Regions from separate parts of the Mus musculus genome. Here region 2 is linked to region 1. Evidence: chromatin loops called from intact Hi-C (ENCODE). Cell type or tissue: left cerebral cortex. All regions are shown on one strand. Links, peaks and the distances in the headings refer to the core of each region. The heading gives the core; the rest is flanking DNA.

The links. Peaks named below come from ENCODE experiments on the same cell type or tissue, not always from the same donor. Only the 100,000 strongest peaks of a DNase experiment are listed, where the experiment ranks them.
Region 2: a loop joins it to region 1, with 2.0 times the contacts of the local background. A loop is called at or near these places in 2 of 42 quality-filtered maps.

What each region holds. Positions count from the first base shown.
Region 1 is chr5:142,952,908-142,968,088 of GRCm38, reverse strand. Fscn1 (fascin actin-bundling protein 1) reads right to left here and starts at 7,734. Exons shown (of 5, transcript NM_007984.2): 1 at 6,809-7,734. The coding sequence starts at 7,640. In left cerebral cortex, for the core only: a CTCF peak has its summit at 7,730; DNase peaks (open chromatin) are centred at 6,593, 6,789, 7,200, 7,746 and 5 more places; H3K4me3 peaks cover 4,300 bases; H3K27ac peaks cover 4,200 bases.
Region 2 is chr5:143,253,749-143,268,929 of GRCm38, reverse strand. Zfp316 (zinc finger protein 316) reads left to right here. Exons shown (of 7, transcript NM_017467.3): 2 at 3,797-3,924; 3 at 4,249-4,637; 4 at 4,788-4,879; 5 at 5,508-5,634; 6 at 6,024-6,137; 7 at 13,365-15,181. The coding sequence starts at 4,274. Among named protein-coding and RNA genes, the nearest start is that of Zfp316, 8.7 kb to the left of the region's middle. In left cerebral cortex, for the core only: no CTCF peak of the experiment used is centred there; DNase peaks (open chromatin) are centred at 4,039, 7,102, 7,957 and 8,476; H3K27ac peaks cover 2,831 bases.

The DNA.
Region 1 (15,181 bases), core at 3,805-11,804:
CAGGAGAACTGATTCCAAACTGGCACCACTGGGTGTGGGCACCACCCTCCACAGACAAAAATAAAAACAAAAGCAATAGGCTTTTTTTTTTTTTTAAAGAGAAGGTGGGCGTGGTGCTTCATGACTGTCTCTAGCACTCAGGAGGCAGAGGCAGGTGAATCTCATTTGAGTATGGGTGAGTTTGAGGTCACCTTAGTTTACATAATGAGTTCTAGGCCAGTCAGAGCTATATATAAAATAAAATAAAAATAAAATAAAGAGGGGGTCGAAAATATAGCTCAGTGTAAATTGTTTGCCCAGCATGGTGGAAGGCCCTGGAGTCTACCCCTAGTAACACACACACACACACACACACACACACACACACACACACACGCACAGACCACATGTTCCTTTAGAAAACTCCTCCTTTATCCCTGCCCCCACCAGCCACAAACCCTGAATGCTGTCTGAACCTTCTGGCATTTCCCTGCCAGTGGTGGTCCAGTCCAAACAGTGGCTCTCCCTCCTTTCCCTCTCGCTTCTCATTTATTTTCTTTAATTTTTAGAAAGATACGTCTTGTATTGTATGTATCGTGTGTGAACGTCTTGCCTGTGTGTATGAATATGCGCACATGTGCCTGGTGCCCTAAGAGGTCAGGTCGCCTGGAACTGTCATGAGCCACCCTGTGAGAACTAGGTGAATACAAGAACAAGTGGTCCAGAGTGGACAGTGCTGGAGCACACCTTTAACCCAGCATTGGAAGGCAAAGGCAGGCTGATCTCTGAGTTCAAGGCTAGCCTGACCTATAGGTGAGTTCCAGGGTAGCCAGGGCTGCTACACAGATACAAGACAAGACAAGAAGAGAAAAGATAGAGAAAGAGAGAGAGAGAGAGAGAGAGAGAGAGAGAGAGAGAGAGAAAGAAAGAAAGAAAGAAAGAAAGAAAGAAAGAAAGAAAGAAGAAAAGACACCAAAAAGCCAAAACAAACAAAAAACTGTCTGAGCCATGTCTCCATCACCCCCCTCCCTTTTCATTTTTCTTTTCTTTTTTTAAAGATTTATTTATTTTACGTATGTGACTACACTGTCATTCTCCTCAGACACCCCAGAAGAGGGTATTGAATCCCATTACAGATGGTTGTGACCACCAACTGGTTGCTGGGAATTGAACTCAGGACCTCTAGAAGAGTAGCCAGTGCTCTTAACCTCTGAGCTATCTCTCCAGTCTGCTTGTCTTGTTTTGAGAAGGTCTCACAGTGTATCTGGAGCTACCTTTGAAATCAGAGATCCACCTGCCTCTGCCTCAGGAGTTGGAATTACAGGTTTGTTGCATGGCTTTCTAACTTCTTGCTACATAGTAACACTACATGGTTTCCATGTCACATGACCTCACTGAGCCCCAATAAGGTGCCGCTCCCAAGGCTTTGACTCCACCTAGGAGTGGGATCTTGGGTCCTAACAAGATAAACTCATTGTTTCAAGGATCTGGGATTCTAACAATGTCCTCAGCTTGGAAGCAGTGTACACTGCCAGTCTCACAGTTGTCTTCAGGCGTCCTTAGGCAGCAGAACGTGGTATGGGATGGTAGATGCCACCTTCAGCCTTGCCCCTAGGAACTCATCCTTAGTTGACACTACACCCAAGAGTATGCCAGCCAATGCCACCCTGACCCAACCGAGTCTCTATCTGTGTTGTCAATGCCAAAGGCTCTTACCTCTACCTCACAAAGCAGAAGATGGAGCTCAGAGGTGGCTGGCCTTGGCCCAAGGTCACCCTGCAAGACCAAGGGGTCCCTTGACTTCAGGAGTGGGGATGGACAGATGCCTCCCCTTCTAGACATATGGATCAGCAGACATGGCTTCCATGATAGGTCCCCAAGGACCCTGGCCCAGTGCCTCCACAGGATCTACCACTGAAGCACAGAGGAGAGTAGGAGGGCCATCCCAGGCTAGACAGCCACCCCAAGGCCACAGCTCTGGGCTGTAGTCTGTTCAACCTTCTCAGGCAGAAATGGCTCTCCTGCCCCTGGCCCACACTAGGGATGGCTAAATATTAAGAGAACAATTGGCTACACATATACAGGGTGTCACCCACTGTCCCCTCAGCCTACCTGTAATTGACCTGCCACGTGCAGGGACAGCTGAGTTAGCACAGCATACTGGGCAGAAAAGAGCCACACCCAATGCTAGCGAGCCTAAGTGACCCCACCTGATCTAACCGTGCCCACTGCGGGGAATGGAACAGTCAGGGAAAGCCAGAACTGGGACCAGTCAGTCCCAATCTCTCTCTCTCTCTCTCTCTCTCTCCCTCTCTCCCTCTCTCTCTCTCTCTCTCTCTCTCTCTCTCTCTCTCTCTCACACACACACACACACACACACACACACACACACACACACACACTGATAAAGGTAATTAGATTTAAAATGTATTTTTTTTTAAAAAGAAAGAAAAACTGGCTTTGGGGGCGTGGCTCAGTGGTAGAGCCCCTGCCTAGAACCCCCCAGTGAGGGGCTAGGGGCGTGGCTCAGTGGTAGAGCCCCTGCCTAGAACCCCCCAGTGAGGGGCTAGGGGCGTGGCTCAGTGGTAGAGCCCCTGCCTAGAATCCCCCAGTGAGGAGCTGGAGGTGTGGCTCAGTGGTAGAACCCCTGCCTAGAATCCCCCAGTGAGGGGCTGGGGTGTGGCTCAGTGGTAGAGCATGTGTCCTGCACAAAGCCTCAGGTTGTTGGGGTTTTTTGTTTTTTTTTTTTGGTTTTAGAGACAGGGTTTCTCTGTGTAGCCCTGGCTGGCTTCGAACTCAGAAATCCGCCTGCCTCTGCCTCCCAAATGCTGGGATTAAAGGCGTGCACCACCACCGCCCAGGCCTCAGGTTTTATCCCCACATTCCCACAAATAAAAACCCCACTAAGAGATGGTGGCACACGCCTTTAATCCCAGCACTTGAGGCCAGCCTGGTCTACATAGTTCCAGAACAGCCAGGACTACACAGAGAAACCCTGCCTGAAAGAAAGAAAAGAAAAGAAAAGAAAAGAAAAGAAAAGAAAAGAAAAGAAAAGAAAAGAAAAGAAAAGAAAAGAAAAGCCACTCCCAGCCACTCCGGCAACCATCAAGTGGAGGCCAGAAGCCTGTGGTGACCTATGCCTGTCATCGCCGCACCCTGGAGACTGAGGCAGGAGGATGGAGAGTTGGAAGCCAGATGGGCTACAAGACAAAAACTACAACTAAAGTGGGTGGACTAAAGGAGTCGGAGTTTCCCAGCATGCTAGCTTCCCTCACACAAAGGAGAGGCCCTGGCCCAAGATGTCATGCGCACTGAGTTCAAGACAGCACAGTGCTGTGGACATACACCAACCTTCAACCTCCCAGTACCTCTGAAAAATGAGACGTCCAGACAGAGAACAAAAAGGGCCTCACCATGTGGGTCTCATCTCCAGGTACTGGAACAAAGGGGCCTGTGCAACCACTTTTTAATAAAGAGGCCACCAAGGCACCAAAGGTGGACTCCAGGCACCCTTCGGGGAATGTCTTCTCCGCTCTCTGCCTCAGTTTCCCTCCCTTGCCAAAAAGAATCGCCTCTCAATTCTGTTGGGACCGTGAAAGGACGTGAGGGCCTGTTGCCAAGGAGATGGTGGGCCCTCCCACCTCAGCCGGAAAGGGAAGTTAGCCCCCTTCCAGAATGGGCCCTCTAAGGCTCAGCCAGGGGGAAAGGCCCCACTTGGCCTTGGAATCATATTGGAGCTGCGTTGCTATGGTAACAGGTTTTCTGTGGGATTTTTTTTTTTTTTCAGCAGCAGCAGCACAGAAAACCTGAGTCACTGGCTCCTAGGAGCCCACGGAGGGGGCGTGGCTGTCTTCCAGCTTCCTAGGCGTCTCTGCGGTGACTCAGAGGGTCCTCTAACCCGCAACCCCCTTCCTGGGCTTAGCTGTTTGCCAGACTCCCTAGCGTTGTTGTTCGAAATAAGCAATCCTCACAACCCAGAAGGCGGCTTAGTTTAGAACCCTCCAGGACTTCACCGCCCAAAGTCGTACAGTGCTCAAAACTAAGCCATTCCTCGACCCAAGAGGGAAGCCGTCAAAAGGATACCCTACAAAGCCCAGCCTCACCTGTCACTCATTCTTAGCCAGCCGCCCTAGAAATGATGGGGACAAAATTCTTTGAAAGCATTAGAACCCAACAAGTAAGCCAGGGTGGGCAGTGTGGGGAGACATAGCACGGGGTCTCCTTGAGCCAGCAGGGGCTTGGGAGGGTCATGAGAAGCAAGGAGGAAAAGACCCTACCCACTACCCCCCATCCTACTCTCATAGGATCTCCACCTCCCAGGAAGATCCTGGCTCAATGTACCTCTGTGCTTTCAGATGGGGAAACTGAGGCCAGGAAGCCGGAAGCAGCAAATCTGCATGGAAGATTCACAACCCCAGACCAGATTGAGCCTTCCCTCTCCCTACTCCTGGCTAGCAGTTCAACACGTGTTTCCCCGAAGCCCAGCCCCGCCTCCCTGCCACGCAAGCCTGCCCAAAATGGCCTCCCCGGCACACCCACCCAACAGCTCACCCTCAAAAAGCCGGGGGAGGAGTTGGCTGACTTGGGAATGAGACTTGGACCCAGACATAGGAGGGCAGAAGAGGTCTGACTGTGTGTGACCCCAAGTTCCCATCAGATTCTCACCCCTTCAATTCCCGCCCCCTCCTGCCGCATCAGTGTGAATCATGCACAATCATGGCACCCTCAGAAAAGGGTACCTGTCCAGGCTCGCAAAACACACCCTCTAGCTCCTTTCAGGCCCCAAGGGCCCAAGTCACCTGTGCCTTGCCTAACCTTCCCCAGGGCACAAGCCTCGGCCACAGCTCTGTAAGCAGAGAGCTGGTCTCTCTAGGCTCTGGAGTACTCGTCATCTGCAGGATTCCCTCCAATCCCAGCCTTCCTCCTAGCTATGCAGGGCTTCTCTATTTGCAACTCCCTGCCTCCGGGCCTTTGCTGAGGCCCCTGCCTGCAAAACCAGTCCATAAACTTGGTGCATGCTCATTTCTATTCACTCTCCTGGGGCAGCTCCTGGGTCCTCAGAAGGGACCCCAGATCTTTATAATCTACTACCCCGATCCTGTACCCCCAATCTTCTGCTTTACATACCAGTCACATTCCCAAGAGACGTTTACCGCAGCTCGTATCTCAATGTTTGCTAAACAGGTGGGAACTCTGACCCCCTCGCCCAGCACTGTGAAACAAGAGAGGCCATGGTTCATTGGTGTGTGTGTGTGTGTGTGTGTGTGTGTGTGTGTGTGTGTATAATGAGAGAACATTCTGGCATCAAGTACACCCAGTTCAGCATGGTGCTGACTTACTGTGTAACAGTAAGCAAATGGTCGCACTTTTCTGAGCGTTATTCAGCCAAACTCAAGCAGGCCCCACCCAAGGCTTTGCCCTCTGCATTGGGGGAGGGGGGTCTTCCTCCCCACAGACTGGCTCCCATCCAGCTATCTCCAAAGCCTGGGGTTCAGTTTCCCAACCAAGGAAGCGAGATCTCACAAGCCCCTACCAGCAGGCAGCAAAGACCCTTTGAAGAGTCGGGGGTACGCCAGAAAGGAGGCGCCTACTTGTACCATGCCCATGCCGGTCGGAAATGGCCTGCCAGCCTGCTGGAGGCCCTGGATGGGGACAAATAGAGCTGCAAACGGTTGTTCCCAGCCAGAGAGGCCTTGGGGACCGGTTCACTCGAGAGTAGAGGCTTTTGGAGGGACACTCCGCCGAGTGCCGGACCGCAAGGCGTGCATAGGAGGGCAGGGAGGGCGCCTGGCGCGCAGCCACCCGCGCCACGCCGCCTGCCAGCCGGGGTGCGAAGGAAGAGCCAGGCGGCTTCACTCCGCGCCTTCTCAATGAACCCTGGACCAGGGACAACGCCTGGAGGGTTGGGGGTGGCTCTTCCGCAGAGGGACCCGCCTAAGCCGATCCCCTCCCCCAGCTCCGCCGCATCTGGTTTTCCCATCTGCAGAGCCTTAGCAGGACAAAGGGGACGAGGGAGGGCCCAGCCGTGGCGACCCGCCCCCCTGCTCACAAAGGCCGCGGCCCGGAGCGCCAGGCCTTAGCGAGGGGAGATGGAGTGGGGGAGGGGAAGCCCCTACGGACAACCCCACCACCACCAAGAGTCGCAGGGCCGACCCCGCCCAGCACACCCCGCCGGGATCAAAAGCCCCTCCAACCTCCTCTATCTCGCCATTTAAGGCGGGGAGGGCAGGGGTGACTGTCCCCTGGCCCTCCAGCCAAAGGCCCGCGAAACGGGAGAGGACGCACGAGGAAATGAACAAGGGGGGGTGTAGGGGGAACCCTTCCTCTCCAAGACCTGGGACAGCCTATCCTAAAGAATCGGCTCATGAATGGGGATGGCTCAGACTGGGAAGGAAGAGGAAACGGAGAAGATCTAAGCTAGGTCTATGGAGTCCCACGCCCCCAGCCGGGGGGGGGGGGGGTGGTGGTGGACAGTATTGCTTTAGAATGTGTTAGGCCTTACCCACTTCCCCACGTCACCTTCTCCCAGCAGAAGAAGCCTACGTCCTGAACAGAGGGGTGGTACATGCCTTTATTCCCAGCACAAGAGACAGGAAGGAAGATTTCTGCGAGTTCGGGGCCAGCCCAGTCTACATAGCGAGTTCCAGGATAGCCAAGGCTATCTGGTGAGATCAGATCTTTCAAAATAGAAGCCCACCTCCTCATGGCGGAGCCCAGAGGCCTGTGAGCCTAAAGGGAGCCCAGGAGGAAATAGGGAAATAGAAGGAGTGCAGAGATGCTTTTGTGCACTGGGTCAGGACCCAAGGGAGGGGACATGTCCCCAACTCACCCTGGCGCGTGGACACGTTCCTCTCGTTGGCCGCCTGCAGCACCACCTGAGCGCAGCTCTGTTCCAGGGCGAAGAGCTCATCTTTGCCCACCTTGGTGGCCTTGCCAGCCTTGAGGGTGCCGCTGGGCCCGGACGGAGCCAGGTAGCGACCTTCGCAGTCGCGAAAGGCCACCTTGCCGGAGCGGAACTCCAGCGTGAAGCCCGTGGCGGGCTCCGGCCGTGCCACAAGGCGCCCGTCGTGGCGCAGGAAGCGGTGGTCGGACGTCTGCACACTGTAGCGTTGGTCCTGGAAGGCCAAGGTGATGAGCGAGTCGACGCCCCAAGGCACGTCGCGGTCTACCGCGATCTCGTCGGCCGGCCGCGCGCTCAGATGCGCGTAGCGCTTGCGGGTAACGCTGTAGATGTTAACCTGCGGGTGCATGGCGATGTGCACGCTCCACTTCTCGGCCGGCGACACGCTCTGCGCGAAGCAGGACAGGCGGTCCTCGGTGCCGCCAAAGTAGCGCCGGTGAGCCTCGGACTGCAGCGACCAGCGGCCGTCGTCGTGCGCCACGACGAGAAAGCGGCAGTCGCCGTCGGGCACCTCGCGCTCGCAGGTCACGTTGCCGTCCTTGTCGGCGGCCAGGTAGCGACCCAGGTGGCTGCGCAGACACACGGCCGCGCTGCCCGCCTCATCGGGAGGTTGCTCCAGCGTCCAGATCTGCTTCTTTTTCAAGCTACTAGCGGATGCGTTCACCTTGAACCCGAACGCCTCGGCTGTCAGGTACTTGTTGCCGCAGCTGATGAGCCCGAACTGAATCTGCACAGCCTCTGCCGTGCCGTTGGCGGTCATGGTGGCGGAGGGCGGCCCGGTGGCCCCGGGAGCTTGGATAGCTGTGCCCGACCTCCTTTGTTCAACACGGCTTAGCCCGCTGCAGTTCTCCACAAAGCCAGCCCGGCGGCGCCCAGGGTTTTATAGGAGGATGACGTCACCGTGGCCACGCCCCTACCCGGGCCTGCCGGGGAGGGGGCTCTGCAGCGCGCGCCCGGTCCCCTGCGCTTCCCCGGAGTGTTTTTCTGGGGTTTAAGACCGGGTTTCACTCTGTAACTCAGACTAGGCTTGAAGTATCTGTGTGGCTCAGGCTGGACTCGAACTCATAGCAGTCCTTCTGCCTCTGGCCCGTTCGTGTTTGCTAGTCCATTTAACTGTTCCTCCACAGTCGTGCTCTGCAGTAGTTGGCTGATCTCCAACTTTCTCCTGCTCTCTGAGGCCATCCTGAAACACCCCTACCCCCAAACCCAGTCGATGGGAAGGACCAGGTTTAAGATAATGATCCCTTCAGGATGGAGGGAGGGTCCAGGGTGTACCAGGAAGTAGCCTTAGAGCCGGTCCTTGAAGAAGCCAGAGACGCCAGAAGGGTCTGGGGTAGAAAGGAGGTTAATTTCTAGAGAGGCGCATGCAGAGCCCTACCTGCCCCGCCCGCCTCAGGGTTTTTCAAGGCCTTGTAGCCTGGGCCTCCTGAGCAGAAACCGAGATTTCTATTCCCGGGTCAGCATAGAGTACAGCCACCTTGCTGACTCTAAATAAATTGTGGTAACTGTGGCCCAAGTCAGTGGCCCACAAAAGTCCCTACTGTGGTGATGCTCAAGCCCCGGGGTGCTGGTCTACCAGGAAGCAGGGTAGGTAAGGCAGGAATAGTGGTCTCTGTTTATGAAGACATCAGAAAAGCAGGTCAGCTCCCTAGAATGGCACAGCCCCAATGTACCTCCTAACTGCAGCCCCTCAGGGTTCCAGACCAGAGGGACATTCCCACAAACACCACCTCCCACCTCCCACCACACACCACCCCACGTAAGAACACTTCCCTTTGAGTTTCTGGAGGACTGAGACTTCTCCTGGGACATTCCCCACATGCCAGGCAGGCCCCTGGAATGCTGGCCCTACCCCAGGCTGCCCACAAGATCTGGGCCCCTGGCCCTTCCCAGCCACAGGCTGGGCAGGGTACTGAAACTGACCAGTCTTCACGGTGATCTGTGTCCAAACGCATCTCTGTCCCAGGCAAACCCCTCCAGCGACCATCAAAGGGGAAGGGGAGATGGCATGGCTTTCCCATCATCAAAGGTCAGTCCTGACAAGTCCCTAGAATCCTTGCTGGGACATCTAGTTCCTCCCTTAGAGGTCACAGGAAAGGTCACCAAGTTCGCGGCCGATAGCCAGCCATCCTCTCCTGCTGTGGGACTTTGCACAGGTTACTCTCACTCTCTGAGCTCTCCTTCCTCTGTAATAAAGACACATATTCCTGGGTACAGTGAGTCACACTTGTAATTCCAGAACTTGAGAAGCAGGGACAGGAGGATTGCTTTGAGTTTAAGACCAGCCTTGAGGGAGCAGGTCAGAAGACTGGAAGCAGTAACAGCCAAAACCCGATACTGAGGGTGCCCTCTCTGCCATCCGGTACTCTGTTCAAACCTGTTTAACCCAGAGCATCGCATCGTGGGCAGAATCGGACAAGTTGGCCTCATTACACACCAGGCTGTTAAGGTTAAGTCAATGCTGCTATGTGTCAGGGCTCCGTGAACGCTCTGTATTGATTAGTCACTGAACTTCACGTCAGGGCATGGGCGTGCTGGCCATCCGAGAGCTTTAGGCTTAAGCTATGGGGGATGCCTGGGTGTGGTAAGGCAAACGCCAGCACACCAGAGGTAAAGGCCGGAGAACCGACAACACAAGGTCATCCTAGGCCTCTGAGATGACCTTGAATGCCAGGCCAGCCTAAGCTATATGAAACCTTGCCTCAAAAACCCAAAGCTGGGAGCTCGGAGGGTAAAGGCACGCTCCCGGGCTGAGGGGCTGAATTTAGTCTCTAGACCATCATGATGGAAGGCAAAACCAACTCCCTTAAGTTGTCCACTGACCCTTCCCATACTGCCCCCTCTCACTTCATGTACACACACACACACACACACACGTAAATGCAAAAGAAAGGCCAGTTGTGCAAGCATGACCTCACCTATAAAGCCAGGCCTGTGGTGCACATCGAAAAGCCCACCCTGAGCGGTCGGCTCAGTCAAATCACTGAACTCAGCTTCAGTACGAGGGACTCAAATCTAAGGTGGGGCTCAGCAGTGAGCGAGCTCCTCTCAAGCACCCTAGTTCAGTTCTCAGCACCCGTGGGGGCTCACAACCACCTCTAACTCCAGTTCCCAGAGATCCAACAGTCTCTCCTGGCCTCCTCAAATCCCTGCACCCACAAATCTTTTTAGAATTTTAAACTGGGTGGTAGTGGTGCACACCTTTAATCCCAGTACTCTGAAGGCAAAGGCAGGTCTATCTCTGAGTTTGATGCCGGCCTGGTCTACAGAGCAAATTCCAAGATAACTGGACCTACATAGTGAGACCCTGTGTTAACAACGGAGGAGCTAGTCAACGAGATGTCTCAAGCAAGCGAAAGCGCTGGATCCAGGTCTTAGACCCACACAGAGGGAGAGAAGTGACAGCCACAAGTTGTTCTCTGACCTCCACACATGTGCTGTGGTGTACAGTGCCCACAGCCGCTCACACACAGACAATAAAACTAAGGTGGAGAGCTCTGGAGAAAGTTACCCATCACTAACCTCTGGCCTATACATACATGCTCACATGTATACACACACACACACACACTCATGCACATACATATACACACATGCTCACACACATGCACATAGTACACACACACACACACAAGCAAACACACGTGCACACATACACACATTGAAAGACAGTTGTGGAAGGAAACCACAGAAAGGCTCTTTGGGTTTTCCCTTAAGATGAGTTTGGGTCCAGCACTCAGAACAGAGGCTTAAATGTTGGGGGACTTCCATCTGGCTCTGGGTGAGATCATCTGTGGAGAATTGAGGTTCATCTCAGCAGAACCGAAGCCTTCATTGTTCTCATTTCATGTGCAGTCCTTGGGAACAGATAATACACCCACAGCCACACAGTTCAAATACAAAGGATGAAGCAGCCTTCACCCTCCCGCCTCCACCAGCAGCTAGAGATCTTCCAGGTGTTCTTTAAATGGAGACAAGCAAACATGGATACACATTCAACCTCACTGATGGTTTTGTTTGTTTTGTGATGTTTTCAATGAAAGTCATGGCCTTGAACATCTTAGGTGAGCAGTCTGTTACTGAGCCACACCCCAGCCCGTCAATGGGGGATTCTAGGCAGGGGCTCTACCACTGAGCCACGTCCCAGCCCCTCCCTGGGGGATTCTAGGCAGGGGCTCTACCACTGAGCCACGCCCCCAGCCCCTCACTGGGGGATTCTAGGCACTGAGTCACACCCCAGCCCCTCACTGAGGGAATCTAGACAAGCACTCTCCAGCTGAGTTACCACCTCATGTTTTGCTGTTTTGCTCTTGGTTTTATGAGAAAGGCTCACATAAGCCAAAGCTGCATAGGAACTCCTGATTTCCTCTTTCAGCCTTCCAAGTGCTGGGATTATAGGCAAGCACCACCTCCCCCAGCTATGTAGTTAGTTGTTTTGTCTTGCCTTCTCCTCCTCCTCTTCCTCCTCTACCTTTTTTCTTTTTTTTTTTTTTAAGATTTATTTATTTACTATATGTAAGTACACTGTAGCTGTCTCCAGACACTCCAGAAGAGAGCGTCAGATCTCATTATAGATGGTTGTGAGCCACCATGTGGTTGCTGGGATTTGAACTCGGGACCTTCGGAAGAGCAGTCAGTGCTCTTAACCACTGAGCCATCTCTCCAGCCCCTACCTTTTTTTCTTGAGGGAAAGTTTTGCTATGTAATCCTGGCTGGACTTGAACTCAGAGACTAAAGGCGCGTGCCACCAAGCCTGGCCACACCTGTTTTTCCCCTTGGGTTCCAGGTCTTGGGCTTCGGCTGTAAGTGCTTACTGTCCCACCTTCCCTCCCTATGTCTTGGTGCCCATTCTTCTCTTCCTTAGAAACAGTAGCTCCCTCATTCCTTTCCAAAACAGCATGATATTCGGATCCATAGAGTCATACAGTTAGCGCACTCGAACCCGACTTGCCCATCAGTGAGCCTTTCAATCACCAACCTCAATGCTTTTCAATTTTCTATGCTTAGATCTGTACCAAATACACACACACACACACACACACACACACAGAGGCGTGTATGCACGTATACAGAATGCCTCTGCCTCTGGTGACAGGAAGGTCCCTCCATGCTCTGCTCTGAGCAAACATGGGGGATATAAGCATTTGCTCTAGATGGGGTGAAGGCTTGGGGTGAGACCTCTCTGGTAAGCTCCTGAGAAAGGAAAGGAGGTGCCGTTATGGACTGGAATTCTGCAGTTGGCTGAGTCTGGTAACCATTGAGCTTCGGTTGGGAGTGGGCTGTTATCATTGTCGCTGCTGTGTCTCTGCCCCTGTTGTAGGCACACTTAATAAAGAGCCGCACAGAGCTCCAGCCTGCTCTGTGTCACACCTTCCCCAAGTGTCCCCTGAGTCCTCGGAGGGATGAGCTACACCTGTACACATCACGAGGTCTCCTCTTCGGCCCTGCCCCAGGTCCCTGTGGGGAAAGATGGGGACATGGACACTGTGTCCCTGGATCCCCTGGGGACCCAAGTGCCACCTGATCCCTGCTGAGATGAGGGTGCAGCACAAAACAGAACAGTTAGCGGAGGTCAGGCCTGAGTCGCTCCTGGCTGGATGCCTTGCCTGGCGCTTGCACCAGACAGGAAATAAGGCCACAGGATAGGCTGCCCTGCTCCCCAACTTAGTTCCCTGAAGGAGGACTCCTGGAGTGTCCCCAGAATCTCCATGATCTCCATGCAGAACAGGGACTTCCAAAGGAACCAGTAGTGACTCCCTGGGCTACACAGTTCACCCACCCATCCCCCATATCCCAAGATTTTTTTTTTACTTTTTTTTTTTTTTTTGTAATGGCATCTGTGTAGCCCAGGCTAGCTCCATAGACTTACTATGTTGCTGAGGATGCCCTTGAACTCCTGATCCTCCTGCTGAGATGTCAGGGATGCGCAACAGATAACAAGTCTCCACTGCAGCTTGATGGGCACCCCCTTATCCCTCCAACTTTTCAGTCTCTCACCTCTTGGCTTTCCTGGAAACCTCATTTACACTTCTCAGGAACTCCCAGCTGCTGGGAAGAGCAAGGTTGTGTCAACTTTGTACTGCTACTATAGCAGAAGACACAGAAGGCCTGGCCTGAGAGGCTGTCCCAGGAGGATGGCTCAGTAGGGCTGTTCACGGTTGCATGAGATCTTGTCCTAGCGGCACCTCAGTTTCCCCTGCTCTCAACCAGACATCAGTGCTAGGCAGCTGGAGAGAGGCAGAAGCAGGCAAATTTCCAGCCACCAAATGAGAAGCTGGGCTTAAGTTTCACGGTGATGGCAGGGACCTTTAACCCAGCACTAGGGAGGCAGAGGGTCTCTGAGTTCAAGGACAGCCTGGTATACAGAGTTCCAGGATAGCCAGGGTTCCACAGAGAAACTCTGTGTTGAAAAACAGCAAAACAAAACCAAAAAACAAACAAACAAACAAACAAAAAACCTGGGCATGACATAGGACGGACCTGAAATCTCAGAAACTGTTGGGTAGAAGAAAGAAACTGAGAAATTCAAAGCAAGCCTTAGCTGTATTGTGCATGAACGGTCAGCCTTGTGTACATGAGACCTTAATTCAAAGGAGCAAATAAGAGCTGGGCGTGTGGCACATGCCTTTAATCCCAGTACTGGGGGTGGGGTTGGGGACAGAGGCAGGCAGATTTCTGAGTTCGAGGCCAGCCTGGTCTACAAAGTGAGTTCCAGGACAGCCAGGGCTACACAGAGAAACCCTGTCTAGAAAAAAAAAAAAAAAAAAAAAAGAGCAAATAAGTCAGCCAGCAGGGAAGAGCACTCACCATCAGGCTTGCCGACCTTGGTTCCTGGGACCCATTTGTAGTAAATAAGTAAGAATGTAAAAGAAAGCATATTGAATATGGCTGACGATGTGGCCCAGTTGATAGTGAAATCCTGGATTCTAACCACAGAACCTCCTAAGCCAGGCGTGGTGGCACAAACCTGTAATCCCAGCACTCACGAGGTAGAGACAGGAGGACCTGAAGTTCAAGACCATCCTCTGCTATGAAATGTGGTAAGGCTAGCCTGGGCTACTTTAAGTCCTGCCTCAAGTACGCATGTAGGTACATCCATACATACATACACATCAGTTGATAGATACATAGATCAATGGATTGATATCTACATAGTTAAATAGATCAATTTATTATTAGATACATAGACACAAAGATAGATAGATAGATAGATAGATAGATAGATAGATAGATAGATAGATAGAAAAAAGTACCATGTGTATACACACACACACACACACACACACTACTGTAGCTGGCCAGACAGCTCAGAACTAGCTTCCCTGCAGACCACACAGCTTTCTGTGGTTCAAGCCCTCAATAAAGGGGCAGCCTCGTGAACCGGAGGCCATGAATAGCCTCTTTGTGGCTCTGTGGTCACCTGCTCTAAGGGCCCCTCAGGGCAGCCTGGTACCACTGGCACCACTTGCCCATCAGAGCTTAGGAAGTAGGAGGACCCACGTCCTGCCTGGCTGAGCCCCCACTAGCCCCAGGCCCAGCTGGGTGTTGCCCCCAGGCCCTGAGTTACTCTCCGCCTGCCTCCCTCTGACCAAGAGGGTAGACCAGGCTGTTACCACCACTGCTGTCTCCACTAACAACGGACCTACGCATTCTCTGCCTTCCAGGAAACTGAGGCCTAGACACAACAAACGGGACATGGCCCAGAGTTTTCAGGCCTGGTGGCTCTTACAAAACATGGGTTTGGAAAGCTGTATCTGTGGCTCAAGAATTCAGAGTCCTGCCTGTCCTTTAGAGGATCCAAGTTAGATTCCCAGAAGCCACAAGTTCATTTTCTGTAACTCCAGTTCTACGGGATTTGATGTCCTCTTCTGACCTCCGAAAGTACCCGGCATGTATATGCTACACAGGTAGATATTCATGCAGGTGAAATACCCATACACACAGAATAAATAAAATTTAACAACCACCACCACAGCAAAATATGGTTTGGGTTTTGTTAGTTTTTGTTTGCTGTGGTGTGTGTGTGTGCACACTTGCCCGTGCATCAACCTTGGGTGTCTTTCCTCGGTTGTCACCTGCTTGCATTGATTTGACAGGCTGTCTCCCCAGACCTAGAGCTCATAGATAGGACAGGCTGGCGAATCCCGGAGATGTATTCACCTGCCCCTGTTTACCCAGCACTGGGGTTACAGGCTAGCCACACCTAGTTTTTTTTGTTTGTTTTGTTTTCCAAGATAGGGTTTCTCTGTGTAGACCTGGCTATCCTGGAACTCAGTCTGTAGACCAGGCTGGCCTCGAACT
Region 2 (15,181 bases), core at 3,521-11,520, 300 kb before region 1:
TCAGTGGGGCTAGTGAACGGGAATGAAGGTAACTAGCCACAAGTGCGCATGCGCGAGCGTGACCCCACGCAAACATCCTTTACGTGGATCCCCTGGATTTGGGACTTTTCTGGAGTTCCTAACTTTTAACCTTTACGATTGTGTCTCTGCACACTCCTTTCTATGGACAGTGCAGCACCCCGTTCTGAGTGTCTGCAGCGCTGTGCCCTAGGCTCAGGACTTGAGTGGAAAGATGTGTTGAAGTGACACAGTGATTTTTGCCTGATGAAGCCGTGAACTTGACACTGCATTCGAATCCAGGATGAGAGGTTAAGGAGAATGGAGCAGAAAGGCGTTCTAGGGACTGATTGGCAGGAGTGGGGCTAAGAATATCCCAGGAGGAGGGGAACCCCCAGGGCCTGAGTTGCAAGAATATGAACTGACCTTCTCCTGGTCAGACTGGTTTTCAGAGCTTCTGTTCTGAATCTTGGGTCAGAGCACCTGGAGCATCAGGCTTTTCTTGGCTTCTGCCCTGTCTCCCTGTCTTCTCATGGCTTTTTTTGTTTTTTTTTTTTTTTTTTTGTTTTTTGTTTTTTTTTTTTTCGAGACAGGGTTTCTCTGTGTAGCCCTGGCTGTCCTGGAACTCACTCTGTAGACCAGGCTGGCCTCAAACTCAGAAATCCTCCTGCCTCTGCCTCCCAAGTGCGCCACCACCGCCCAGCTAGAGGCTTTTAATAGGCTTTTTTTTTTTCCTTCACTTTTTCCCTTCTTGCTCTGTCCTGACAAGCAACTCAAGGGAGGAAGTAGTTGCTTGGGCTCCCAGTTGAAAGGTACAGCCCATCACGGTGGGAGAGACACGGAGGCCACGCAGAGAGACTGATGCTGGGGCTCAGCCTGCTCTCTCCTTCTCATTCACACCAGGGCCCCAGCCTAGGGGATGGTGCTGCCCATGTTTAGGGTAGATCTTCCCACCTCAGTTAACCTAATCTAGCCACTCCCTCACAGACATTCCAGAGGCATCTTCTCTTTTGTAACTTCAGATCCTGTCAAGTGTGCAACAGTAACCATCACAGGACGGGTGCACAGACTCAATTTTATCCACTGTCCTCTCTGGTGACAGAGACTCTTCATGACTTCTGGGGTGGGTTTTAGTTTGGTGTACCCTTTCCTCAAGCTGTGGCCAGCCTATTGTGGAGTGTGACAGTTGTGCCCTCACAAATATTTTTTTAAAATTCCAGTATCCATGTCATTAACTGTAGATCTCTGGACATGTCTTTAATAAGTACTGGAGTAGCTACTGTGTGTCTGGGATAGGAATTAGGGGGAAAAATTGGGACTCTTCATCATCCCTCAGTTGAATATTCTTCAGTAAAGAAAATGTGCATGCGGCCTTGGAAGAGATGTAGCCAAGGCGATTGCCTCCTCTTCCTCCTCTTTGTGTGCAACATATGTACACAGTTTTGTGTGTGCATGTGTGCATGCAGGTACATACAGTGTGCATGTAGATAACAGGTCAGCATAGCTGTTGGTCACTCTTCATCCTATTATTTGAGGCAGTGTCTCTTTGAACCCTGAGCTTACCAATTCGGATTGCCTGGCCAGCACTGCCCAGGGCTTGGTTTACAGGTAGATAGCACCATGTTCTGCATCGCCCCCCGCCCCCGTCCCCCTCCCTCCATCTGGAGGATTGAATTCAGGTCTCCATGCTAGTGTGGCAAACACTTGAGTTACCTCCCTAGATCCAGCTTTCATCTTTCCTTGGGCCCTTGCATACAGCAGTCTAAGCTTCAGGATGTCTGAAGTCGCTGGCCAAGGTGGTGACCAGACAGGCATTAGTTCTGTGGGTGTCTGGGCTCAGCATGACTCTATAGCCTTAGGCCTGAGTAAGTCCTTCTCTAGGTCTGAGGTAGGTGGTGGTTGGGAAATCGCTCCCATAGTGTTCTCTGTGTTCTCAGTGCCCCTGGGTACTGGCCAGGACGGCATAAGGCAGGCTTGTGTTCTTACCCTTCAGGAGTCTTCCAGTACCAAAGAGCCCTGGAAGGCGTGGGCGCTTCTCTTAGGCCTAGTTTTGTAGCCTCAATCTTTGAGACAGGTGCTTTTAAATCTATAGTGCTCAGGGAACAAGACAAAGGGGACTTTCGGATGTCAAGAGTCCTAGCCTGTGGGTTTGGGGGCAGGGGTGTGGTGGTTGGTGCCGGTAGGAATGATCAGAGAGTCCTAGCTACTGAGATATGGGGTGGAGTTCATTTCGTTTTGTTTTGATTGCTATCTCTCTCTCTCTCTCTCTCTCTCTCTCTCTCTCTCTCTCTCTCTCTCTCTTTCTCTCTCTCTCTGTGTGTGTGTGAGTGTGTGTGTGTGTGTGAGAGAGAGAGAGAGAGAGAGAGAGAGAGAGAGAGTTTGAATAATGTGTGTGGAGGCCTGAAGTCAATGGTAGATGTCTTCAATTGCTGTCCACCTTAGGTTTTTTGAGACAGCGTCTATCACTGAGTTGGCCACCTCGGCTGGCTGGCAAATCCCATGGAACCTCCTGTCTCTGTCTTCACGGTACTGGGATTACTGGCATGTACCTCAGGCCTAGCTTTTACATTCTAAAGAATGAACTCAGGTTGTCACACATGGGAAGCAAGCATGTGACTGACTGAGCCACCTCCCCAGTACCAAAGTCTAGATCTTAATTAAAAACAGTGTATGTGCAAGTGTCTTGCCTCCACATATGTCTGTATGTCTGGTGCCCTCAGAGAAGAGGAAAGGGGATGGAATCCCGGACACTGGAGTTAGAGACGGTTGTGAGCCACCATGCGGGTTCTGGGAATTGAACTAAGGTCCTCTAGAAGAGCAGCCAGTGCTCCAAACTGCTGATCCATCTCTCCAGCCCCTAGAGCATAGGTTTTAAAGATGTCTGAACAGAAGGGATGGGTTAGAGGTGAGCCCAGCCTAAGCAGATTGCTCACGTGTGCCCATGGGAATACGAAGCCCAGTGGTCAGACTGTTCTCATGGCCCTGGGCATCTTTACCTGCCACAGTCTGCTTTTAAGCATCCTGAGGCAATGCTGTCTGCTGGGGGTGGCTCCAGTGTCTGCTGTGGCCTGGCATTTCAGGATCTTTTTGGAACTCAGCATGCATGGGTGGCCTGCCTTGCTTTGCAAAATAGTCCTATTGAGATCTGAGATACTTACAGGATAGGTACTGGGTGGCAGGGTGGTGAAAAGAGACATAGGAATGAATTCATGAAAACCCCAGGGGCTGGTGAAATGGCTCAACAGCTAATGGCACCTGCTGTCAAGCTTCATGACCTGAGTCTGACCCCTGAGACCTGTGTGGTAGGGGAGAACTGATTCCTGGGAGTTGTAGTTCAATCTCCACGTTTGGCATGGCATGCATCACTACTCCACAAATTAAACACCAACCACAAAAACATAAAAAAACAAATACAGCTGCCTCACCCTGGAGTGCCACTGGGCTGTTGGTTGTTTTTTTGTTTGTTTGTTTGTTTGTTGTTTTGTTTTGTTTTGTTTTTTGTAGACAAGGAACACTTTAGTGGCTGTAGGACCTCCGCTCCTATCTCATTAAGCCGGTGGCTTTAGGCTCCAGGCCAGGTGCAGCTAGACTGAGTCTGTGGTATCAGTGGGGAAGCAGGACCCTGTAGGCTCCTGAGGTGTTGACATTCATCCATGTTTATTCTCTGATCCTCCAGCGGGAAGGAGTGTCATATCACGTGTCACCATTGCTGGTCTGGTGATGAGCCAGACTCCATCTTTCTGACTGGGAAGGAGTAATGCATGCTCATGGCCCTCCCTGTCTCGCCCTTGTCTTACAGAAGGGGTTCTGAGAGCTTGTTCCCTCAAAGAGACGAAAACAAGAGCCTTCCCACACCCCGCGAGCCGCATAAGTCCTTGTAGTCGACGGTCCTCCGGCCCGGCCTGGTCCATGTGCACCAAGGGCTGGGTAAGCCTCTTTGCTTTCTGTGTGGGACAGGCTGCCCTTTGTAGATTACACTCACCCTTCAGGAAACATGGATCCCTGGGGCTCTGTTGGCTGCATTCCATGCTCCTGGTCCTGGGTGACTCACCCAGGAACAGGTTGGAGCTCCCGCTAGACACATGGCTGCTGATGAGAGAACAGAAGTCATGTCCCAGAGGCTGGTGGGAAGGAGGGAGCGCCTTAGGTGGTGTTTCTGGGCATGCCAGTTGCACAGCCTGAGAAGGCAGACAGAGCTCAGTCCCCGCTCAGCTCTTGTGGCCTCCCATACAAAGTGCCTCTGTGTTTCAGGCCATACGGAGGCTCTCTCCCAGGGATGATGGCTGCCCTTCAGAGTGCTCCAGACTCCCCAGCTACCCAGCTGGAGCCAGCAGAAGATGGGTCAGAATGTGATGCTGACCCCGAGGAGGAGGAGGAGGAGGAGCAGCAGGAGGAGGAGGATGAAGAAGAGGAGGAAGAGGTAGTAGTAGAAGAAGTGGCCACACCGGTGCAGGAGGTGGCAGAAGTAGAGGTGGAAGCCAACTCAGCAGACAATGGTGGAGGTGATGATGATGATGATGGTGGTGGTGGTGATGATGACGTGGAGGAGGTCCTGGCAGAGGAGCAGACTCTGAGCTTAGGGACCCAGGAGCGGCATAGCAATGGTGGTCATGCCAAGGCACCAGTTCTTCAAGGAAAAGGTAAGAACGGGACCCTGCCGCTGCTGTGGAGGCTGAGAGGCTGGGGCCATGAAGGTGGGATTGGACCCAGATCTGAAGTGTGGGAGGATCCAGGAGCCCCAACCTTCTTGCCAGCCAGGTACCACTGGCTCTAAGCCGTCTTCCTTTTAGCCCTACAGACCTCCCGGGTATCTCCCACTACTCAGGATGAAGATGTGGAGGAAGAAGAGGAAGAGGAAGATGAGGAGCATTTCCTGACCCAGGTGAGCTGCTTTCTGCATATGCAGCTCAGGGCACTGGTCAGCCTTTCTGTCTTCAGTGACCTTGCACCTGAGGTCTCGAGCCCTCTATGGGTGGTGCTTCATCAGTGAGGACAAGGCTTCAGGTTCCAGGCCCAGGGTGGTCCCCCCCTGGTCCCTGTCCCTTCCCAGGCCATCATGTTGTCTCGAGCACTCTAGCTATCGCCCACTCAACTGTGGAAGTCATGGCTGCCCCACCCTCACTCCCACTCAGGTCTAGGGTCTTCTAGAATGACTGTCCCCTTCCTGGGGTCTGTTTTCCTGCTGTTAGGTCAGACGTCAGCACCCACACTCAGTTTGGTTGGTACACCTATTCATCCTAACCCTAGCCAAGGTGTTTGCTGGGAGCAGTTGGCGTGACAGAGAAGGGGCATAAGGGTACTGAGGGCCTCTGCCCTCTCTGCATCTGAGGTCTTCATCTCTGGATAGGAGAGGTCTGAGAGACTGCAGTACCATCTGGGCATGTGTAGTTCCATCAGTGATGGGGTACTTACTGGGCTACATCCCCACCGTGTTTTCCGACCTAATTTCAAATGGGTGTTGGAGGCAGGGCATCCCTTCAGCCTCTCTCCTGGGGCTCTGTGTTCCTTAGGGCCTGGTGACTTTTGAAGATGTGGCCGTGTACTTCTCTTTGGAGGAGTGGGAGAGGCTGGGTGTGGACCAGCGGGATCTGTACCGGGAAGTAATGCAGGAGAACTATGGGATCCTGGTCTCCTTGGGTAAGGAAGGCCCCCAAGGTAGTCTGCTGTGAGGGCTCAGAGGGCTCAGGGTTTTGGGGAAGTCAGCCCATTTTGGCCTCTGGGTGCAGGGGTTCTGAAGTAGGCAGAGCCATGCTGTGAAGCTGTTGGTCCACCGGCCTCCCAACTGTACAGCCCTGGAAGCCTCTGGGTAGGAGCGGAAAGTGTGGGTATCCTGATGGCGAAGGTGTATGGGGTGGGTGTGGAAGGAGAGCTGGGTATGGAAGCAAGGCTTGCAGGGGTGGACGGTAGGATCTCTAAGCATAGGTGGCGGGAAGGGCAGAGAGCAGAGGATTTGAGTGTGGACAGGGATGGCTTGGACCCCATTGGGGACAGCCACCCCTGCAGCTGCCGTCTGTCCTCCTGGGCAGGATACCCAATCCCTAAGCCAGATCTGATCTTCCACCTCGAACAAGGAGAAGAACCTTGGGTTGAAGATGGCCCCCATCCCGAGGAGGGAGATGTCGTCACTGGTGTCTACACGGGTGAGTGAGACACACACCTTGGGGGGGGGTTCTGCTAGCATCATTGCTCAGAGCTGTGCCCACCCAAGTTAGCCTTTACCAAGGAGAGTGCTCGGCAGACCTGTTCGTGGGTCTCTCTGCCTCCCTGATGCAGTTATGCTGATGTGTTGGCGTGTGGAGTGGCCTTGAGGAGGCAGGGAGGCTGCTGTGTGCTAGTCCCTGCTGTCAGCTCCCAAGTCCTCATGGCCCAGCTTCACAGAGGTCTAAGGGCTAGTGTATGTCCTTAGAGAACCTTAGGGGTCTGAGAGGGTTGGTTGGTTGGTTTGTGTTTTGCTTCTTCTTCCTTTATAAATGAGTGGCGTTGACAAACTGGCACAGAAACCTACCAAACTGTCAGAGTGTTTTCCACACTTGGACTACCCGGTTTTCTGGCTTGCCCACCTATTTGGCCATTTCTGCATAAGGTACCCCTCAATCTCTCCACTTCCTCTGAAACCATCCAGCATGGGTTTTCTGAGACCGAGCCCCACTCCTATTGAAGGCTCACCAACTGACGAGGCTGGCTGGCCCATGAACTCCAGGGATCTGCCTGTCTCTGTCCCTCCAGTGTGTGCCGCCATACTAGTGCCCTGCCTCCTGCCACCCCCACCCCTGCCCTGCCCTGGCTCAGGCTCTGCCTGTTCAACTCCCTAAGCTGTACATTGTTCATACGGAGAATAGTCTGAACTAAACCTGTAGATTCCAACCCGAGCATGCTGGCTCCTAGTCACATGGAATATGCCATGGGTTCTGCGAGCCTCATGAGGACGTTGGAGTAATAGAGACCCTTGTCTGAAAGGTGTCTCTCTGGGGACTAGGGTGTCATCAGCTGAGGGTGGAGTTATCATAGATGTATATTAAAACAAGAAGACGGGAAACCTCACTCTGGTAACATGCCTGTGAGTTCTCACACCAGCTGAGAGGCAGCGAGGAATCCAGCCTTCTTCCAGATGAAGCCCCAAAATAGGTAGTGTTCTTGAGGATCCAAGTGGGAGGTACATTCTATTCATGGATACGTCTAGAAAAACCACTTAGAGAGAGCGGGACAACACTGATCAGCCTCTTGAGTGTCGGTTGGAGGGGTGCCCTTGCGTGCCATTCCCTTGAGGGGTCCAGGGGAAGAGTCTGGCCCTTTTCAATGCAGGTGACACCAGGTCACAGGTGCCACATAGTTATGCACCTGAATGGGAATTGGACGCTCTTTAACTCTTTAATTGGAGGTTCTGGTTAACTGGGTCAGCACCTCTGCTATCCATGGCAAGCCATGGTGTTGGGGCTGGTGGCCTGAGATGTCTTTCAGCACAGCCCTGTCTGCAGAGTTATCAGTTGGCAAAGGATCCATGAACATTTTTTTTTTTTTTTTTTTTTGGTTTTTCCAGACAGGGTTTCTCTGTGTCACCCTAGCTGTCCTGGAACTCACTTTGTAGACCAGGCTGGCCTCGAACTCAGAAATCCACCTGCCTCTGCCTCCCAAGTGCTGGGATTAAAGGCGTGTGCCACCACCACCCAGCAATGAACATCTTTTAAATAGTGGTTCCCAACTTTCCCAATGCTGCAACCCTCATGTTGTGGTGACCACAATCATAAAATTATTTCCGTTGCTACTTCATAACTATAATTCTGCTACTGTTATGAATCTGTGTTTTCCAGTGGTCATAAGCAACCCCTGTGAGACAGCTGTTTGACCCTCAAGGGTCATGACTCACAGGTTGAAAACCACTGTTGTAAAGCCTTTTTATCTCAAGCTTGGTGTGTGGGTGCCTTTAAGCCCAGCACTTGGTGTGTGTGTGCGTGCCTTTAAGCCCAGCACTCAAAGGCAAAGGCAGATGAATATGCTTGGGTTTGATGCCAGCCAGGGCTACAAAGTGACACCATGTCTCTAGAAAAAAGAAATCCTAATTGGGGTCAGAGGACAACCTTGGGCACCAGTCCTCAGCTTCCACCTCATTGGCAACAGGGTTTCTGTCCGATTCACCACTCACAGGACCTGCTAGCTGGCGGATGGGCTCTCTGGGATTCTCCTGTCTCTCCACAGGATTAGCGATTAGACTCAGTCACTGTGCCTGGCTTGTCATTGGCACTAGGGATTTGAACTCTGGTCCTCATGCTTGCATGGTGAACACTTTACTCATAGAGCCATCCCTCAGCCCCCAGGCATGTCTGATGTGTCACATGACTGCCCAGAAGGGATCCAGGCGTGATGGCAGGACCAGGGAGGAGCTCTGGCTTAGTGAAGCCTCAGGTCTTCTCAGGTCTTCTTCCCTCTGAGGACAGTGAGTGGCTCCTTGTCTGCCTCTCTTTTTCTCTCTTTATTGTCTCTGCCCAGCAGTGCCAGCTGGGAACTGAGACTGGCCGAGTCTGTCCCTAGGCTGGCTATCTGGGACTTCTAAATTAGTCTTGCGAGACAAGACTCTAATTTTCTTTCCTCTGTCCCTTGTGAGTTCAGCTGTACATGACGCGTGGGCACCTGGCCATGTTCCTTCTCTCAGGTGTTGCCACTTTGTATGTGATACTCAGAGTCCCACTGCCCTTCAGCCTGGTCTCTAGGCATCCCAGCATCCCTGGTCACCACCTTCAACCCTTCACTCCTACATCATCCACACAAGCTCATCCTCCTCACCCAGCTTCCCTCCCAGGGCCCTTGGTCCGTATGCCCACCCCACATGGTCCATCCCAGGGCCCTTGGTCAGTACGCACACCCCACATGGTCCATCCCAGGGCCCTTGGTCTGTATACGCACCCCACATGGTCCTGGAGAGACCCCCTGCTCTAGGCTCAACCATTTCCTGCCTCCAGTCTGACTGGAGAAGGCAGGTCCTGAGTGCTGCTGCCCTGGTTCTCTGTGTCTGCCTGGCCTTATGCCCTGAGACAGATCCTTGCTGCTTCCTTCCCTGGCACTCCAGAGGCTGTGTTGGCTGGAGCAGAACTGGCCCTGTAAGGGCAACCCCCATTCCCTCTGTTGAGGCTTCTGCCCACTTTCCTTTCTTGAATGTGCATGTGTGCAGGTGTGCGTGGAGGCCAGAAGTCAACACCGGGGCTGTCTGCCTTGTTGAGACCGGTTCTTGATGGGATCTGGGGCTTCATGACTAGGCTGGCTGGCCACTGAGCAGGAGGATTCTATCCATGTTCCATGGCCTCCCCTATTCAAGATCACAAGCGTGCTGGGAACTGAACTCGGGGGTTTGTACTTGTGTGGAGTGCCAGGACTTCCCATCTTCCCAGCCCATTTCAGGAAGTGAAGTATAGACAGGAAATACAACACTTAAGGCTGGACCAGTTTAAACAGTAAGACACAGTTACTACAGAAGCATCGAGAAGCCGGGTGGTGGTGGCGCAGGCCTTTAATCCCAGCACTCAGGGGCAGGGGCAGGGGCAGGGGCAGGTAGATTTCTGAGTTTGAAGCCAGCCTGGTCTACAGAGTGAGTTCCAGGACAGCCAGGGCTACACAGAGAAACCCTGTTTTGAAAAACAAACAAACAAATAAACAAAAAAGCATTGAGAATCCAGAACTAGCAAGCAAGCCACAGCTGTGGTGGGGCGTGGGGCATGTCTGGAGCCCCTCATGTGACCCACACTGTCAGCCTGGGGACAGCTGGTATCCATCTGGGCAGACCCAGCAACTCTGTTAATAGTGCTCAGTTCAGCTAAGCAGAAATGAGCACAGGTTCGGGAGAGCCACAGAGGAGAGGTCTCTTGGCCAGGGGCAGTGCATGAACACCATGGCAGGCGGAGTCTGGCCACAGATAGGGTGACTGGAGAGCAACGGTTCTCATCCTGTGGGTGGAGACCTCTTCAGGGTCGAATATCAGATATCCTGTGCATCAGGTATTCACACTATGATTCATGACCACAGCAAAACTCCTCATGAAGTCACAATGAAATAATTTTATCAATGGGGGTCTCCACAACATGAGCAGCTGTAGTAAAGGGTCCTGACATTAGGGAGGTTGAGAACTGCTGCTGCAGAGGGTCTCTTGGTGGGGTTTCACCTAGCCGTGCCCTGGAGGGAACCTGGAGAGTAGAGTCCTCTAGTCCTAGCTGGGGGCCCAAGGGTCTGGAATCCTGTTGTCACCCAGGCCCCTAGGCTGGGTGCAGAGGGAGGGAAGAGCCGAGGGGACTTCTGGCAGAGAGGCTGGCTTAGCACCTAGAACAAAGGGGCGGACAGGTGTCCAGGTGCTGGACGGATGCTCTGATGGGATGAGGGAATGCTTATTCTGCCCAAATCCTTGGGACAAAAGTTATCCAGGAGCAGACCCAGCTCCAGTTAACACTAGGGCCTAGGTCCAAAGAATGGCTGATCTTTTAGAGGCTGCTCACCAGCAGTGGGAGGGCAACCCAGTGCCCATCCCCAGAGAAGGGCTGCCTGCTCCAGACCCATTAGCTTGTCCACAGCTTGGCTTGAAGGGCAGATGTCAGTTAGAGGAGCCGGCTGCCTTCCCAGGCTGTAGTTCAGATGCCTCCCAGGGAGCCCGCAGTGAGGCTGCCAGTTTCTATAGACTTCCACACCATTTGGGTATGCCTCCTCCCTTGGGGACTGTCCCCAATAAGGGAAGGAACTTTCTCTGAGCTCATCTCCAACTGGAGTTGGGGGCAGGTGGCATGAGGCAGGTACAGATCTTATTTGGGGACATCAGGATAACATTGTTAATGGAAGGAAAATGGCAACTTGACTGGGGACCTCTGTGCCTGCAATACCTTGTCAGCATCAATGGTTCTCTACAACTGATATCAGGCTGCCTCCAAGACCACCAGTACCACACCCTATAGCTTTGGAAGGGACTGGTCGCTCAGGGTCCCTGGGGTAAAGGGCCCAGCCTGGCCCATGCAGTCCTCCGAAAATGCAGGAGACTGGAGGCATGTGCCATGGGACGGCCCCTGGGGTGCAGTTCAGTGGAATAAAGCAGTTTGGGGCTTGTAAATCCCCAAACCTGTAAGGCTCATACCGCCAGCCACTATAACAAAGAGGCTGTGACCCAGTGATATTTGCAGAGATGGGGGAGACTGGTAAGAGCCCTCAGTCCTGAGGGCCTCAACTCACTACCTTGGCCCTGGGCTTGTGTTCCCCTCCACTGGCTCCTCTTTTCCCTTACCTTGTGGCCATGCTGTGTAATTTGGCTAGACAGTGGGCTGTGAGCCCCTGTGTCTTCCTGAAGGCCTGCTTCATCACCCTTCACCTACGGTCAGATCCTTGGAGCAAATGTTAGGTGGAGGCAGCCCCACCCCCACTTTACTACTCTGTGGATCTGGGTTTGGCCCTCAAGGTCACCCTGCTGCCCTCCCCACTGCCTTCCAACTAGTCTCATAGCAGGCATGTGTATCCTCACCTGAGGCTTACAGAGACCGGCTCTGTGTGATGTCTGCTCCTGGAGTGGCTGTTACTGGAGATGGCTCTGAGCACACTCTGAAGCAGGAAATGGGGGATCAAAGCTGGTCTCTCTTGGGGTTCCCCTGTCCCAGAAGCCCAGTAGCTTCCTGAGGTATCAGCTTGGGGTAGAGCCAACTCTGACTTCTCCAGGGCTAAGGGGTGGCCTCTACACATCACTGAGCGCAGTGTAGGCCTCATGCTTGCTCTGCGGTGGTCACTGCAGGCCTCTCTCAGGACTGTCCACCCTACAGAGCTGTGTGTAGTGGAGCAGGGTGCAGGGGCTCACCATTCCCAGACTCTGGAGAAGTCCCTGCCCACCCTCTCAGCTCTTGCCAGAACGAGGTTCCTGGAGCATTGCAGACTGGCTCAGAAATCCAGGGATTGTATCTGTTCCTCTGCATTGGCTTCCCTGCCCTACTTGGCTCTGTTAAAAACTAAAGCCTCTCACCACAGCCTAGGGAAGGCCTTCTGATCCGACTGCCAGCTGAGCTTGGCTGTCCTGTGGCCAGCTTCTCCCTGCCCCATGACTGCTCCTGCCTTCCCAGGTTTGGGACGTTGTGGCTGAACAGAGAAGGACATCCAGCCAGCAACAGGGGCTCTCCCTGCCAGTCATGGACACAGGGCCGGACACTTTTCATTACTCTGGTGGCCATATTGGCAGCTGGAGGTAAACTCGGTTTTACAGATATTTCAATTAAAGTCTAAAGTGTGTGTTACCATAACAGTGTTGTTGCAGAACCCATTTCCTTGCCATATGGACAGCGTGCTTAAGTCCTCGCAGCTCTCAGTGGCTTCATGTGTGTGGTACTGGGAATGACAGCTAGAATGCACAACCAGGGCTAATGATGGGGTACTTGACATTAGAAGCCAGCCCTGGTTTTGAGACTTCTTGGCCCAGTCTCTGGCTTCTGTGGTCCCAGCTCACCCAGGCCAGTGGCAGTCTAAATGGGCCAGACCTTTGCCCTCAGAATTAAGTGGGTAGTTGGCTTTTTCTGCCCTACCTGCAAGAGCTCCACCCTTTCAGTTGCTGACATCTGAGGTGGATATGATGAACGGGGTGTGTGTGTGCTTTCTCTCTCTCTCTCTCTCTCTCTCTCTCTCTCTCACACGAGAGAGGTGCTCTGAACACCTCAAAGTGCTGTGTCTCCTGAGTGCGTTGTCAACAGGTTCATTTCATGATCGAGGTGACCCTACAGACCTGATTCTAGAGCCCACAGTTCTCAGGAAGGGCAGTAGGGTGCGTTAGGCTGTGCATCTCAGTGGGAATCACAATACACGCACCCTCGAAGCTGCCCCTGAGTTTCACAAATGGAGAGTTCAGGAAAATGAAGCCTAGGGGTGACCTGTAACAGGGAGGAACTCATGAACCCACATGCACACCTCCTGGGGACTCTTTAAGGTGAGCGCCCACATGGTTCTCCCTGGCTAGCCATTTGTGTTTCTGCTGTAGAAGGGAGCTAACTTGCTAGCCACTGGTAAAGACAAGTAGAGGAGAAATGCTGAAGGTGGGCTTTACAGAGGGCGTCCTCCAGGCTGTGTGCCATGTCTGAGGGCTGCAGGTTTCCCCTCCAGTGCTTTTCCTGCACACAGGAACCTGCTGATAAACTACCTACTGTGCAGTCTCCTATCCTCCACAGACTGAAAGGCCTAAAGGAACCTTTCCTGGTCTTTCCTGGCCTCCATGAAGTTCCTAACTGGTGGGAGGCCAGCAGCTTTCCTGCTGTGGAGCTGCCCAGTGTTGGCTGTGGCATGCACCACACCTGAGTCTGTTCTAACGATTTCAGGATCTGGCTGCCATGTAGGCCTGTTTCCCTGCCATCACCCTTTTCTCTTTTCACCCTCAGGAGCCTGGTTCTGGAACGATGACATAGAGGACCACGAGGAGGAAGATGACGAGGACTTCCTTGCTGAGGTGGCTGAGGAGGAGAATGAGCCCCCGGGGCTATGGTCTGCTGCCTATGGAGTGGGGGATGTGCCTGGGACTTGGGGCCCCGACGACTCGGATTCGGTGCAGACTCCAGAGGGTTGGGGACCCAACCCAGGCAGTCTCGGTATCCTGGCGGAGGAGGTTGAAGCAAAACATTTCCTGTCTGGCCGGGAGCCTGGGGAGAACTTTCTGGTGCCCTGGGCATTTCCCGCAGTGGCTGTCCCCATCGGATGTCCGGAGACCACTTGCGATGTGTGCGGCAAAGTGTTTCCGCACCGTTCCCGCCTGGCCAAGCACCAGCGCTACCACGCAGCGGTCAAGCCCTTCGGCTGCGACGAGTGCGGCAAGGGCTTTGTGTACCGCTCGCACCTGGCCATCCACCAGCGCACCCATACCGGCGAGAAGCCCTTCCCGTGCCCGGACTGCGGCAAGCGCTTCGTCTACAAGTCGCACCTGGTCACGCACCGGCGCATCCACACGGGCGAGCGGCCCTACCGCTGCGTCTTCTGCGGCGCGGGCTTCGGGCGGCGCTCCTACTTGGTGACCCATCAGCGCACGCACACCGGCGAGAGGCCCTACCCATGTCTACACTGCGGCCGTAGCTTCAGCCAGAGCTCAGCGCTCGCCCGCCACCAGGCTGTGCACACCGCTGATCGTCCTCACTGCTGTCCGGACTGCGGCCAGGCCTTCCGCCTGCGCGCCGACTTCCAGCGTCACCGGCGCAGTGGCGGCTGCACGGAACCCAGCAGTGGCGATGGCGCGCGGATGGCTCCCCACGAGGTGGGGATGGCTCCCAATGAGGTGGAGATGGCAGTCGCGGCTGTAGCCACGGTGGAACCTGAGGAACTGGAGGCCGCGCCCGCAGAGACTGAAGAGCCCGAGGCTGGTGTGGCAGATGGAGACACCGAGGCTGAAGCCAGACAGGACGAGCAGGTGGTGGTCGCTCCGGCGGCAGAAGCGACTGTCCCCGACAGCAAGAAGGACCCTGAACCAGACAGACGGTTTCGTGAGATGGGCAACGGCCTGGCTGAGGGCGAAGGGCCTTCCTCGCATCCGTTCGGCTTCCACTTCCCCATGCATCCCAAGTCCTGGCTGCATCCGGACGGTTTCCCCATTCTGGGGTTTCCCGAGTTCTCTGAACGGCTGCAAGCCGATGGACGCCATCTGCCCGGTCCCCTGGGCTCCCCGCTTTCCCTGCAAGGCATGGGGTTGGCTTGCGACCCGTTCCGCAGCGTGGGCCCCGGCGCCGGCGTGGATGGTGGCCTGCGAGCATTCCCGCCCGCTGTCCGCTCCTTGCTGTCGGAGCCCGCGCCTGCGGCGCTGGCGGAGGAGGAGAGCCCGTGGATCTGCTCCGACTGCGGCAAGACGTTCGGGCGGCGCGCGGCGCTGGCCAAGCACCAGCGCTACCACGCGGGTGAGCGGCCGCACCGCTGCGCCGACTGCGGCAAGAGCTTCGTGTACGGCTCGCACCTGGCGCGCCACCGGCGCACGCACACGGGCGAGCGGCCCTTCCCGTGCCCGGAATGCGGCGCTCGCTTCGCCCGCGGCTCGCACCTAGCGGCGCACGTGCGCGGCCACACCGGCGAGAAACCGTTCGTGTGCGGCGTGTGCGGGGCAGGCTTCAGCCGGCGCGCGCACCTCACGGCGCACGGGCGCGCGCACACGGGCGAGCGGCCCTACGCGTGCGCCGAGTGCGGCCGGCGCTTCGGCCAGAGCGCCGCGCTCACGCGGCAC